2 separate regions of the Homo sapiens genome follow, and region 1 is linked to region 2. A link is an interaction called in ENCODE POLR2A ChIA-PET data of the cell type or tissue named here. Cell type or tissue: endothelial cell of umbilical vein. All regions are shown on one strand. Links, peaks and the distances in the headings refer to the core of each region. The heading gives the core; the rest is flanking DNA.

Region 1 (6,679 bases), core at 1,580-6,579, 260 kb after region 2:
ACCATGTTGGCCAGGCTGGTCTCTATCTCCTGACCTCGTGATCTGCCTGCCTCGGCCTCCCACAGTGCTGGGATTACAGGTGTGAGCCACCGCACCCGGCCGATTGTCTTCATTTTTAGGAAAGTTTTAGGTTCATGGCAAAGTTGAATAGAAAATACAAAGAATGCCCATGTTCCCCTGTTCCCACATACGCATAGCTTCCACTGTCAACATCCCGTATCAGGGTGGTACATTTGTTAGAACTGATGAACCTACATTGACACATCGTTACCACTCAAAGTCCATCGTTTACATTAGCATTCACTGTTGGTGTTGTACATAGATGCATCCACCATTACAATATCAGATAGAATCATTTCATTGCCTTAATAATCCCCTCCCCTGAATCCCTGATCTTTTTGCTGTCCCCATAATTTTGCCTTTTCCAGAATGGTATGAAGTTGGAACTATACACTGTATTACCTTTTCAGTTGGCTTCTTTCACTCAGCAATGTGCAATTTAGGTTCCTCTGTGTCTTTTCATGGCTTGATGGCTCATTTCTTTTCAGTGCTGAATAATATTCCATGTCTGAATGTACCACAGTTTATTTCTAGAGCAATACTTTTTACAAACCAGAATTATACCCCAACGGTGGGACAAATTGGGGTGGGGAGGCTGTCTGAGAGTTGTGAGTGTGGGGGAAGTGGAAGGTCTTTGACTGACTTTTCGCTGTGCATAAAAAGCTTCTGTGAGCATCAAGAAGAGAGTAGTGGTCTGGGGGAGAGCCCAGGATGAGAATCTTGCAAAAATACATCCTTCACCACAACTAAAGGCGAATCCTCTCCTCTTACATTTCCCCACTTTCTTCCCACACCAGGCCTGGGATCTGCTTAGTCCAAAATGTTCCTATAAGTTAGCAAATATCTATGTCACATACTCTCGCCAAACCAGTTTTATGAAAATATTTAGACTAAACAAAGTGAAGAGAATAGAAAGCTGTATTTGCATGTGTGCAGTTTCCTTGATCAAAGAATATTAAGCAAAAAGAGACCAAAGCAGGAGTCACTGCAATTTAAATGTCGTTCCTGTCTATTTCAGGACGCAGCTCTACTCTGTTTTCTTTATTCTTGGGGTGATTATGTTGATGACCTGTCTTGTCTCTGTTGAGATAAATTTACCACCAATTGAGCACTCCTTATTGGCAGGGATTGGGTGTATCAATTCCGAGAACTGTATGATTGCAAAGGTGGAAAGCCAATTCATCAGGCTATTGTTTTGCTGCCCCATTAAGTATATTAACTGGAAGATGACTTCATTTCAACCATTTCAAATCTTAAATACAACAGATTCAGTCCTTTATGGAATGAGTTAAGGTCAGAAAATCTGTCCATCGTCTTTCTCATAAATACTTTAATATCTTCCAAGTATCATTGGACTAAGAAAGTAATTATGGGTAATAATAAAGATTCCAATTAAGAATTAGGGCAACATGAAAATGCTACTAATTTCGATTCACATCGTAGCTTTCAGGTCCTTCTCAATATGTTTAATTACTTGTGAGAAATACAGAAGTAGTGGCTGGTTCGGCAAGCCCATCACCTTTTATGAGAAGTAGAAGACTCAGTTTTATCCTGTCTGAACAGGTTGCATTAGCCATGGGGAACATTTTGTTTTTGCATTCACACATCAGTCTCCCCAGGTTCTGTTTACACAGAGGAAGAGAAAGACTGGCTAGTTTAGTAGTCCATCCCAACCCAAGGCAGACCATCTCTGAGGTTTAGTTTTTACAGTCGTAAGATGGGAATTGCATCTGTTTGCAAAAACTACTCCAATATCGTCAGATGAAATGGTCCAAGGAGTAGAAATTAGCATAATGAATCGCTGTGCTTCAGAGTAAAGGAGAGCCTCTTCATAAAGACTTTTTGTTGTACTTTTTTTCCAGCTTCCTTCAAAATGTCTACTGTTCACGAAATCCTGTGCAAGCTCAGCTTGGAGGGTGATGTAAGTATATCACTTTCACTTTATATAATTTTTGCAAGTTGGACATCTCTCTGGATAACCATATTACTCTCTATCCTTGTACATCTAAGGAAGATGGGGACAATTCAGACAGTCATCATTTGGTTCTCCTCTTTCTTAATACTTCAGCTGTTCCTAGTAGTTCAATTTGAAGGAAATATCATGGCACTGGAAACTTTTCTTGGCCTCACATTAAAATTGGACAGAATTAGTGACACTGGAATGGCTGGAATTTTATTCTGCCATACTTAGCATGTCATTGGTAATAACTGTTATGATGGTACATGACTTTTAATGTCATGTCCTGGGATTTTATTACTGGTTGGCATAAGCCACAGCCATATCAAAACTAATTCTGCATCTTTTGGATTTCTTACAGTGTCCAGGAAGTTATTCCAGATGAAGACTTATACTTTTATTTTATTTATTAATTTATTCATTTTTTGAGATGGAGTCTCACTCTGTTGCCAGGCTGGAGTGCAGTGGCGTGATCTCGGCTCACTGCAACCTCCACCTCCTGGGTTCAAGCAATTCTCCTGCCTCAGCCTCCCCAGTAGCTGGGACTACAGGTGTGCACCACTACACCCAGCTAATTTTTGTATTTTTAGTTGAGACTGGGTTTCACCATGTTGGCCAGGATGGTTTTGATCTCTTGACTTCGTGATCTGCCTGCCTTGGCCTCCCAAAGTGCTGGGATTACAGGTGGGAGCCACCATGCCTGGCTCGAGGACCTATACTTTAAAAAATTTCACACCTGGAAAATATTTTCTCTAAAAAAGCTAGGATATTTCTTTTAAAAAACCAAGAATATAATGAAATTATTGTAATTCATCTGTTTCCTTTTTTTCTGTGGCTATTAGGGAATTTAGAACTAAACTGAATTTTCTTTCATAGGAAATATGTGAACCTAGAAATTCTGTTGCATTTGTTTCTTTTTTTTACAAATAAAAAATTTAAGCTATATGTGAAGTTAAAATTATTTCAAATACTTTTAGAATCAAGTGGAATATAAATTATGAATATGTAAAATAGCTAATGGTACTATACATCTTCCAGGTCATCCTGGCAGAAATGGCTTTTACGCAGACTCAGCACTGATACTGGTTTGTAGCCATATCCGACAGATCTTTCAAAATATTCTTTGATTGAAATTAAAATGCAATGAATCACTCAACAGAGGGTTGACAGTGACTTGGGTCACATGGTGCAAGACCCTCTGTATTGTTCATGGTACTTGCCATCAAAATGTTCAAATTAATGGAGCCTGTGAAAGCACAGGTTGTATGGAGTATAAAGCCTATAGAGTTTTTTTAAAATCTTTTTTCTTCTTGAAACGTGTGCATGCTGTTTTTGGGAACAATACAAACTGCATGTTGAAGTCAGACAAATTCAGGTGCTAAATAATTTGTTTCTCTAATGGACTTAGATTGTATTTGCTATCAGGTTTTATAAGAGGGCTTTTTGTGTAGCCTCTGAAGTTACTCTAGTATATTTCTTATGTGTGGAGAGGTGGGGCAGAAATAGAAAATGTCACATGTTCCCCATTATTTTAAGGAAAGAAAAGATAACTTTGTCTCACTAATTTCATTTCAGACAAGTGGATTTTATAGGTAATAGGTTCAATTCTCGATTTAATTTCATTTCCAGAGACACTATAAAATGACACAAAACTTTTCCCCCTCACTGTTGTTTTTGGAACAAGACGACATATCTCCTGGTAAATGCAGTCATACATGATATGGCTCAATGCCTGGACTGCCTGCCTTGTAAATAACCGATGGCACTCTTAATAAATGGGAAAATGTTTTTCCTTAGATTTCATCCACATTTTATAGCTACCATAGCAAACACACTGAGTATTTCAAAATAGCACTTTGCCTTTTTCCTGAATGTGTGCTCCATGTCATCAAGTTCATCTTACTGGAAAGTTTAAGTGGTGAAATTAGATGGAACATACTTTGATAATGCATTGCATGTCAGGTTATAAATATGAACTGGATTTAATATTTGGCCAAGATAGTCCTCACAAGTGCGTTTGGAAACATTTGTCAAATGCTGAACTTAGATTTCTGGCCTCTCCTGGGAGTCATCTAGATATAGGAAGGCATCTTAGATGCTCACCTATACAGTCTCAGTGCTAATAAAATGGAATGGCGTGGGTGCTGGGTGGTTTATAATGTGATGCCTGTGGGTGGAGAAGTAACTCACGGATCTTGGCCTTTTCACTCTTCACAGAAACTGCGCCAAGGCCAAGTCATCACATTATACGGGCATTATGTGCTGGGGGGGTTGGGGTGGGTTGCAGGATGGGAGCCTTGATGATGAGGATGGGCAGTGATGCTGCCTCCACCAGCCATCAGCCAACCACAACCACAATGTACATCCTCTTTGTCTGCCCTTAGCTTTGGGACTGGGTAGCAGGGAGAGGGAAAACTATAAGAGCATTTCAAAGAAGGAGGGAAGTTAATACCTTGAAAGGAGAACTGACGTAGAAGCACTCCATTGTCCTTACCTCAATCTGGAATGGGAGATTCCCATCTGTCAGATCAGGAAGGATAATGAGCTTTGAAAAGCACTGAAAGGCTGGGCGTGAGCCACCACGCCTGTAATCCCAGCACTTTGGGAGGCCAAGATGGGAGGATCACTAGAGCCCAGGAGTTCAAGAGCAGCCTGGGCAACACGGCGAAATCCTGTCTCTACAAAAAATATGAAAAAATTAGCCCGGTGTGGTGGCAGGTGCCTGTAATCCCAGATACTCAGGAGGCTGATGTGGGAGGATCATCTGAGCCCAGGAGGTTGAGGCTGCACTGAGCCATGATCACACCATTGCATTCCAGCATGGGCAACAGAGTGAGACCCTACCTAAGAAAAGAAAGAAAAGAAAAGAAAAGCATTGGGAAAGGAAGAGGGTATGGTTTAGAAGGCAATAAGAAATCTTAGGAAGAGTGGAGGGTGGTAGGCACAAGGGATGGTATTAATAAAGGCAGAGGGAAGGATACAGAGGAGAGGGGGGGAAACACAAGGAGGATGTGGGCCGTCTGGCCAGACCACCTTGGTGCCACAGTGGTGACCAAAGTAAAGAGGTGGGAGAAGCTGCTTCCCTCATTTATCTGAATTGTAAGCTCAGCAACACTGGCCCAGTAGAAATTCATGTACCTGTAGCAGAAACTTAGCTAAACACCCTTGTCCTTGAGGCATTTCCACATTTTCAGCTTATTTCGAATTGTTGCCAGCCCAGTTTAATGGTCTTCAGAGCCATCCTGAGTAAATGCTGGCTTCAGGTCTCCAGCTTTGCATTGTCTACTTTTGATCTCTCACTAAAAGTAAGATGAGAAGTTGAAATTGAGACAGCATATTCTAAACTAGCTGAGCCTTTGAAGAATTCTTATTAGAAAAAATGAAATTGCTTGCGTGAAGTGTGATGGTGTGTTAATACCTACCTAGTTACCTAGTATGAGAATGATCTGAATTGTTAAAAGAAACAATAGGAAAACATATTAGGCATTGTTATTTCAACAAGAGGATTTTAAATGTGTGTCATTTGAGTATGTTTATCTTTTAACCTCAGCACTCTACACCCCCAAGTGCATATGGGTCTGTCAAAGCCTATACTAACTTTGATGCTGAGCGGGATGCTTTGAACATTGAAACAGCCATCAAGACCAAAGGTAGGTGATACATTTGTCCTCTTCTTGTCAGGGTCTTACTGAGACATTTTTGGTTGTCTCTTTATTCTCCCTCAAATCGCCATACGTTGGCGATTTGAAATTGTCATCGAGCTTTAATGGAGTAGATCCAGACCTAGCTCAACCCATGCCTCCTTTCCTTCCTTCCCTCCTTCCTTTCTTTCTTTTTCCTTTTCTCCTTCCCTCCCTTCTCCCTTTCTTCCTTCTCTCCCTCTTTCTCTTTCTCCCTTCTTCCTGCTCTTCCTTCCTTCCTCCCTCCCTCCCTCCCTCCCCTCCCTTCTTTCCTTTCCTCCCTCCCTTCCATTCTTTCCTCCCCCACCCCCCGTTTCTTCTCTTTGGAGAGATGTACAGCATGAGATAGTATTTTAACCAAGTAATGGTTAAAAGGAATCAGTCTGGGAGCCGGATCTGGTCCTAGGGGTATGCTTTTGGGTGCAGCTCTTCACTTTGAGGCTTCAGTCCCTCTTCTGCAAGGAAGAAGTTGGTCATAGTGGTCCCTAAGGGCATTTTTTGTTCCAAGTCCCCTTTAATTTAATTACATTTGCTGGGAAAATCTTACTGCATTGCTCTTAGATTGATCTAGAGAGTGAAAAATTCAGACTTTTTTTGTTTTTTTTAAACCCCGGTAAGTTCTGCTGCTCCTTAGGCCTGGAGCTGGAATTAGAAGAGCTGTCAGAATGAGTGTATTTCCTCAAGTTCTAGGATGAGTAAGAGAAGACCAGGAGGCGTAAAAGCCTTCCTCTTGAAATAAAGCAAATAAAGTGCTAACTGGTTAGGGTTGAGCAAGAGCTTCTTATGGTCATTATATTGTTTTCTGGGTCTACAAAATAGGATGTTCAGACTTTCTGGGCTTATATTAATTAAGCAATCCTTGGGGTTGTCCCATCCCCTGAATCCCTGAAAAATATTGCAGCTCTCGTGGTGACTTTTGTGATTCTCCACTTTTCCCCCCTTGGATAAAGCACTTCCTTTCACCATGAGGCCAGATTGGGAT
Region 2 (6,950 bases), core at 908-5,907:
CATGGCATGTGGCATTTTTCTGTAGTAGTGTTTCTGTGGAAAACTTTATCCTAGGCTTGTGGAAGACCAGTTATAACGCTTTGGATAAAGTATGTCCAGCATTTCTAAAAGCTGCAGTTTCCTAAGAAAATGATCTACGGGCACCTAAGGTTAAAATCTTCAGAATTATTTTTTGTATTTTCTGAAAGTGATTTTTAAATGAAGTTGAGAAATGGTACTAACAATGCATCCAATATTGATATAATTAGAATATGCATCATACTCTACTAAAGCCAACCTTCTTTAATATGTTCATATATAAACATAAAGAGGTATGTGGTTTATTGTATATCCAATTTTTCATTTATCTGCACCTTCTTCAGGATCATATTTGGAAGGCACCTACGTGCTCACTTGCAAACAGAATGAGACACCGTCATGCTTTCTAAAGCGTGTTCTCTCCTGCCCTCCTCCTCCTCCCTCAGTCTGCCTTATATTAAGTTAGCCAATCGAAGTCAGCATTACAGCCTCCCCTTTGGCCTGTGTTCTCCATCCTCCTTATATAAGCCTTGGTGTCCCCACACCTCTTCACAGCCACCTGGTCCGGCAGCCTGTAATAGCTGTCTCACTCTTCCTCCTCCTCACCTGATGCCTGCGGCTGACCCAACTGCCTCTGGGGTGTGATCCCACAGATTCTGAAAACAGCTGCAGCAGGCTGAGGGTGGCTTCCTGGTCACGTTCATCCAGATACAGAGAAGGCTCTATATCAATAATGGGCATCCTCTGATGTGTACTTTTCTCTCAACAGTAAACACCTTATATGATGTTTTTCAGTATCTCCTGAGTATAAGGTGCTGGGCTCTTCTCTCTTTCTGAACAGTTCTGGTTCTTTAGTCCTAGTGCAGAGACAGCCTTTGTGATTAAAAGACAAAAAAATGTACTAGTAATAATAAGATTTTCCAAGGCAGTCACCCAGTCCTCTCTTCTGGTTTGTTTTTCTGTCTTTCCCTCACCTCCTCACTCCTGCCTTGGGACCAGTTGTGCTTTTGCTCAATTCATTCAGCAAACAATTAGCAACAAAGCTGCAGGCTCTGGCAGTGATCAAAACGCTGGCTGAATCTGCCAAGGTCTTCCAAGCACTTAGAAGAAAGGCCAGGATCCGCAAAGCCAGGCAGATTTCGGGTGTCACCTATGCAGGGCTTCATAAGTCTCTGTCTTTTCTGGCTCAGGGAACTACCCCATGGGGTCACTCACAAACGTGTATGCCTTCCCTCTGTCTTCTATCTGAGTGCGGCTTAAGGGTATAAGCACTAAGGAAAAAGCTTAAGCCATCACAGCATATCTGAGCATAAAGGAAAGATAGATAAAGTCCTTATACAAGAAAACTGAGGCCTAGAGTTGGCAAGCTATACCCAGAAAGTTAGCAGGAAGGGCCACAGAATGTACTCGAACAAAAGCAAGAATGACATGGCCCATTTCCCAGTCAATACCAAGTGAACCATTTTGGAATGAGAATAGCTAGTTACATCTCTTGCTAGACTCCTCTTCCAGGTCATAAACACCTCCTACCAACAGGTTACTGAGCCCAAAAATAAATATGGGAAATTTGCGTGTATGCTGCACTTTGTATTTTCTGCCTCCTTCTCAATCCTTAATTAAGCTCCGCAGCCACCCTGTGAAGCCGGTCATTATCACTGGGTGAGGAAACGGAGTCCCACAGGAGCTATGTGACTTGCCCAAGCATACGAGCCAGACAGGCTGGGCAGGGTGAGACTTTCCAGTTTCTGATGCCCACGCCCCATGTGCAATCCAGCCTCATCACCCTGGGTCTTGGTGCAGGGAGTAAATAAACAAATGGTCACATTGCTTTTACTTCTGGAGAGCAATGGGTTCTTATTCAAAATAGGAACAAGGGGCAAAACAAATGGCAAGTAGTAACAAAAGTATTGGGGGACAGTGGTGCCACCATTCGGGGGCTTGGAAGTCTGGTCTTTCTGAAGCAGTGCATTCACTTTTAAGTTTCTCTTTATTGTTCACATACCCGGGTTTTATTCAGCAAAAGTGACACATGTCTCACTAGGCAATGGGAATTCAAAAGTGATACCATGAGGTCCACCTTGTATTAAGGTTCAAAGTCATGTGATCCTATGTGATACAGGCTGTAATAGAGAGATATCTGGAGAAATATAGAAGTTCAGGAGAGGAAATTACCCTCCCTGGGGAATCAGGGAAGGTTCCATAGATAAGGTGACATTTAAATAGAATCTGAAAAGATGAATTAAGAGTTTGCGAGTTGGAAGCAAGGAAAAAGAGCATTTGGGCAGCTATGGTAGAGGTTTGATAAATTATGACTTCAGAGTTTACCCCCATATTCAAATCATGTTCCCTATAACTTACAGTGGAAAACTATGAAACAATAAGCTTGGCCCTCAACTCTGGTGACAAATAAACTCTCCCTGTCCTTTGAGATGTCCCTCAATGTACTTTTCCAATGCCAAATGAAGGTCAAGACTTTGCCAGGGTGTCTGAGAATTCCTAGCTTTCAGAGCATACGGGCGAGGCCCCGAAGTTGTGTTTTCATGCTCACATATGGTGCGGAATTTCTGCTTTTTACTGATTTGTTTCAGTTTATCCAGATATCTTTTACATAGAGAAGTGTGTATATGCGTCTGTGTGTATATGGCACGTATATGTATATGCTGTATATATGTATGATAACATATAACGAAATCAGCCCCTTAATTTTTTAAAAAAAAAAAAAAACCCTATTTCACTGAACATTTTACTGCAGTGGGAAGAAGAGGATGGGTAGTAAATAATGGGCTTCCTTCACATTAACACAAATGACTTCTAATTGATCTGTAAGGAAATTGGTCACCTTGGCTGATGCCTATAATCCCAGCACTTTGGGAGGCTGAGGCGGGTGGATCACTTGAGGCCAGGAGTTCGAGACCAGCCTGGGCAACACGGTGAAACCCCGTCTTTACAAAAAAATACAAAAATTAGCCAGGCGTGATGGCGCATGCCTGTAGTCCCAGCTATTCAGGAGGCAGAAGCAGGAGAATTGCTTGAACCCAGGAGGCAGAGGTTGCAGTGAGCCAGCAGAGTGAGACTCTGCCTCAAAAAAAAAAAAAAAAAAATTTATCTGTCAAGACCTTGTTGTTAGAATCTTCTAGCAGCTGAGCCACTGTAGATTTTTTTTTCATCATAGCCATTTTGCCACATGCCCTTTCATCTCCCTCCTTTGTCCTTTTTGCCACTCTCATCCATCTTCTCTCTCTCCCACCCTGAGATTCCTACTTCCTCCTCTCCTCCTTCCTTCTCTCCTTCCCCCTCCCTCATGCCACGATCCTCCTCGCCCAACAGTCTCTTGATTCCTGCCACTCATATCCTCAAGGTCATAGCTTATCATGGAATTTTTGTAAACCGGGACAGTTCCTTCCCTAAGAGAGATTTTGGAATTACAGTGTTTTTAATTTCTACTTGTTCATCTGTGACTCATTATATATCAGCACATGGCATACTTCCTGGCAATAAAGGGAAAATCAATATTATTTATTCTATAGATGACTCAGTTAACGAAATAGTACTTTGAGGAGGATTGCCTTTTCCTATTGTTTTACTATACTGTAATTCTGGCCTTGAATACTGAAAAAAAGAAGGCTTAGCCACCTTCATAAGACGGGCCCAGTGATTGGCCCCCGCAAGGAGAGATCCTCCAGCCACTGAAATCAGGCTCCCTAAATACTCCAAAGGTCATGTTCATTAGGCCAAGTGGCTACTTGGTCAGGACTTCCTAAAAGTCCAGGAAGGAGGACACACACCAGCCACAGAACACGGTTTGTCTCTTTGGGAAGAGAGAGAAGGAGGCATGGAAATGTGAAGGATACAACCATAACCTTTCATTTCTTTTGAAATGAGCTCAAATAGATTGGTCTAAATGTAAAACAGATGTGAAAATTTGGGAATAAGGACATGAGTTTACCATGTCTCTGCATGTTTACACGTTAATACTTTGCCGTTTTAAAAATATTCCATAATTTTTAAAAAGAGAAATCCCATGTCAAAGATTCCAATTGAAAATGAAGTTGCCCTTCTAATGAAGAGACATTTCAAAATATAATCTTCTTCCAAGAAGAGACGTATCTGGGGCCGTCAGCCCCCCAAAACAGGAGACGACTTTCAATGAATGTTATTAGCATGGGGCAAAAACCTCAAGTTTCACAAGAAGTTCTTGTTGCTTGAGTTCTTTGAGGCCTTTGTCTCTTACCACTGTTAATGTGTTTAAATAATTAGGGGCCTGTGTCAAAGACTCACATACCTGTCCACAGAAGCCTTCCCTGGTTGTTTGAAAGTCTTAAAATCTTGGTAAAATAGTCCTCTCTCCTCTCCCTCATGCTGCCTGTATAAGAAATGTTACAAAGAGCTTTAAGGAATTTTCTCAAATTAGTCCCCTCCTCAAGTCTTTTTCAAGGCAACATGGAAATAGTATTGCAAAATCAATCTTTTTTTTTTAATCCCAGTGGCTTCCTGTGCTATTCTAGTAACTTCCTGGGAAGGTGAGAGAAATGCACAGACATTCCCAAAGTCACTTTGGTTACTAATAAGTCTCAGAGAAGCCCTCATCACGAGGTTCTGTCCAAGCTGCCACACACTGTCCTGAACCTTCCTTCTCAGTTTTTTATTTATTTTTTCCCATTCTAGAACAGCCAGCAAATGATTTCACACCTTTTTGTTTAGCTGCTAAAAGCAACACAATAACTCCCCTCAGGGCTGCCTCTGTGGGTTCCAAAAATAAAATGGGCTCATTTTCATGCTAAGCATTCAAAGGCTCATAGGAATTCTAATGAAAGGCAAAGGAAGGAAAGAAGGAAGGAGAAAAGAGGGGTCAGGCTAGGGGGTGTCGCCAAGGAGGTTCAGCTTCTGCCTGGAGTTATAAGCCACCCCTGCTGGAAGGCATAGGTAGAAAATAACATAGTGCCTAGGCTGCAGATTAAAAGGAGATCTAATACAACTCTTAAACTCTCCAGCCTTATCTTCTTATCTTCTATCCTCAAACCCAGGGTTATTCTTGGAACACAAACTATTGTTCACCAAGAAGAGTGGTAGCCTCCTTCAGCCTTCCAGATTAGAAATCTCTCGAATAGGAAATAGCCAGTGACTTGCTTCCAAGTCAGAATATAAAACCATGGATCTCTGAGATTCTAGGTTAACTTTTGAAATTCAAAGTTCTCTGGGCCTAGGTCATTAGCAATAGCAGACTTATCATATTCCACACATGACAGAGTAGAAAGAACACTATTGATGCAAACCAAAGAATATTAACCAACATAGAATACATAAAAAGATTTCTTTTTAATTTAACTTAATGTGTGCATGTATGTATGTATGTATTTGTTTTGAGACCAAGTTTCGCTCTGTCGCCCAGGCTGATGGAGTGCAGTGGCGCAATCTTGGCTCACTGCAACCTTCGCCTTCCGGATTCAAGCAATTCTCATGCCTCAGCCTCCCGAGTAGCTGGGATTACAGGTGCACTTCACCAGGCCCAACTAATTTTTGCGTTTTTAAAAGAGGTGGGGTTTCGCCATGTTGCTCAGGCTGGTCTCAAACTCCTGGGCTCAAGCAATCCACTGACCTCAACCTCCCAAATGGCTGCCACCGGGCCCAGCCTGTATTTATTTTTTAAAGACAGTGTCTCTCTCTGTTGCCCAGGCTGGAGTGCAATGGCGTGATCATAGCTCACTGAATGCCTAGGCTTAAGCAATCCTCTCACCTCAGCACCTAGAGTAGCAAGGACTACTGGCATGCCACTACCACACTTGGCTAATTTTTAAATTTTTTTTGTAAATTTTTTGTTGCCTAGGCTGGTCTTGAACTTCCGGGCTCAAGTGATTCTCCTACCTCAGCCTCCCAAAGCACTGGGACTACAGGTGTGAACCACTATGCCGAGCAGTGTGAAGAGATTTCACTGAGAGCTTCCCGGAAGTGTGCATGTTACCCATCTACAGTAAGAGGAATCCTTGTAGGAAGGACATAGCTGACTAGCAGTTTACTTGCCTGAAATTTTAACATCCAGAAAAGGCAGCTGCTCATTATATTTCTAAGCAGGGCTTTACTTAGGTATGAGGCCAGACTGTTGGAAATGTCCTACACTGACTGGACCAACTCTGCCTTTCAGTAGCTTCTACTCACCGGTTCCAAATTTGTCCCACGGAATGGCACCAAATCTGTCTTTTCAGATTTGGTCCCAGTAATTGACAACTATCAGGTCTCTACCATCCCCTCCTTTTTAAGTTAGGCATTCCCATTTTCTTCTTTTTTTTTTCTCCTCACTTGGTTTCTACTTACTTCCCTGGGATGTGATCCACTTTACCGTGTCCCTCTTAAAGCACGGCCCCAGCAGTGGTCTCACGTGCACAGAGCACAGTGGAAAGAATGACTCCCTGAGCTAAAGGACATACTATTCACACAGCCCGAGCTCACCTGAGCCACTTCTTTCAGCAGATGTGTTATATTGTGGGGTCACTTTCCTTTTCAAGATCTGTGAAGAAAGGGCATGCTAAGCAAACTCTAAATAGGTTTGCTCAGAGAATCGCAATGCTACTTAAAGGTACCAAATTTTTAAATGGGTTAGAAGGATCCTTTGACATACAAATACTTGACATGCAAAATATAAGTCCTTATTTTTTTTTTATTAAAGCAGATACCCGAAGTGCCTCTACTTGGTAAACTTAATATGAGTTACTGTATGTTGAGTGTTTGAAAATTTTCTAATTGTGTTTCTTTAAAATTATCCCAGGATTTAGTCTTTCTGTCCAAGGAATCATAGAATCTTTAGAAATGGAAAGGAAGCTGGGCGTGGTGGTTCATGCCTGTAATCCCAGCACTTTGGGAGGCTGAGGCGGGCGGATCACCTGAGGTCAGGAGTTCGAGACCAGCCCGGCCAACATGGTGAAACCCCGTCTCTACTA

The links. ChIA-PET counts read pairs that join two places held together with the same protein. Peaks named below come from ENCODE experiments on the same cell type or tissue, not always from the same donor. Only the 100,000 strongest peaks of a DNase experiment are listed, where the experiment ranks them.
Region 1: POLR2A ChIA-PET joins it to region 2 with 8 read pairs; 1 of 35 experiments calls an interaction of 5 or more read pairs at or near these places.

What each region holds. Positions count from the first base shown.
Region 1 is chr15:60,381,330-60,388,008 of GRCh38, reverse strand. ANXA2 (annexin A2) reads left to right here. Exons shown (of 13, transcript NM_004039.3): 2 at 1,923-1,981; 3 at 5,568-5,667. The coding sequence starts at 1,934. Among named protein-coding and RNA genes, the nearest start is that of ANXA2, 13 kb to the left of the region's middle. In endothelial cell of umbilical vein, for the core only: no CTCF peak of the experiment used is centred there; a DNase peak (open chromatin) is centred at 3,768; H3K27ac peaks cover 1,422 bases.
Region 2 is chr15:60,641,590-60,648,539 of GRCh38, reverse strand. All of the region lies in intron 2 of RORA (RAR related orphan receptor A), which reads left to right. It overlaps LOC105370846 (a long non-coding RNA gene), which reads right to left. Exons shown (of 5, transcript XR_007064663.1): 4 at 4,301-4,381; 5 at 1-891. Among named protein-coding and RNA genes, the nearest start is that of RORA-AS2, 37 kb to the left of the region's middle. In endothelial cell of umbilical vein, for the core only: no CTCF peak of the experiment used is centred there; a DNase peak (open chromatin) is centred at 3,479; H3K27ac peaks cover 1,447 bases.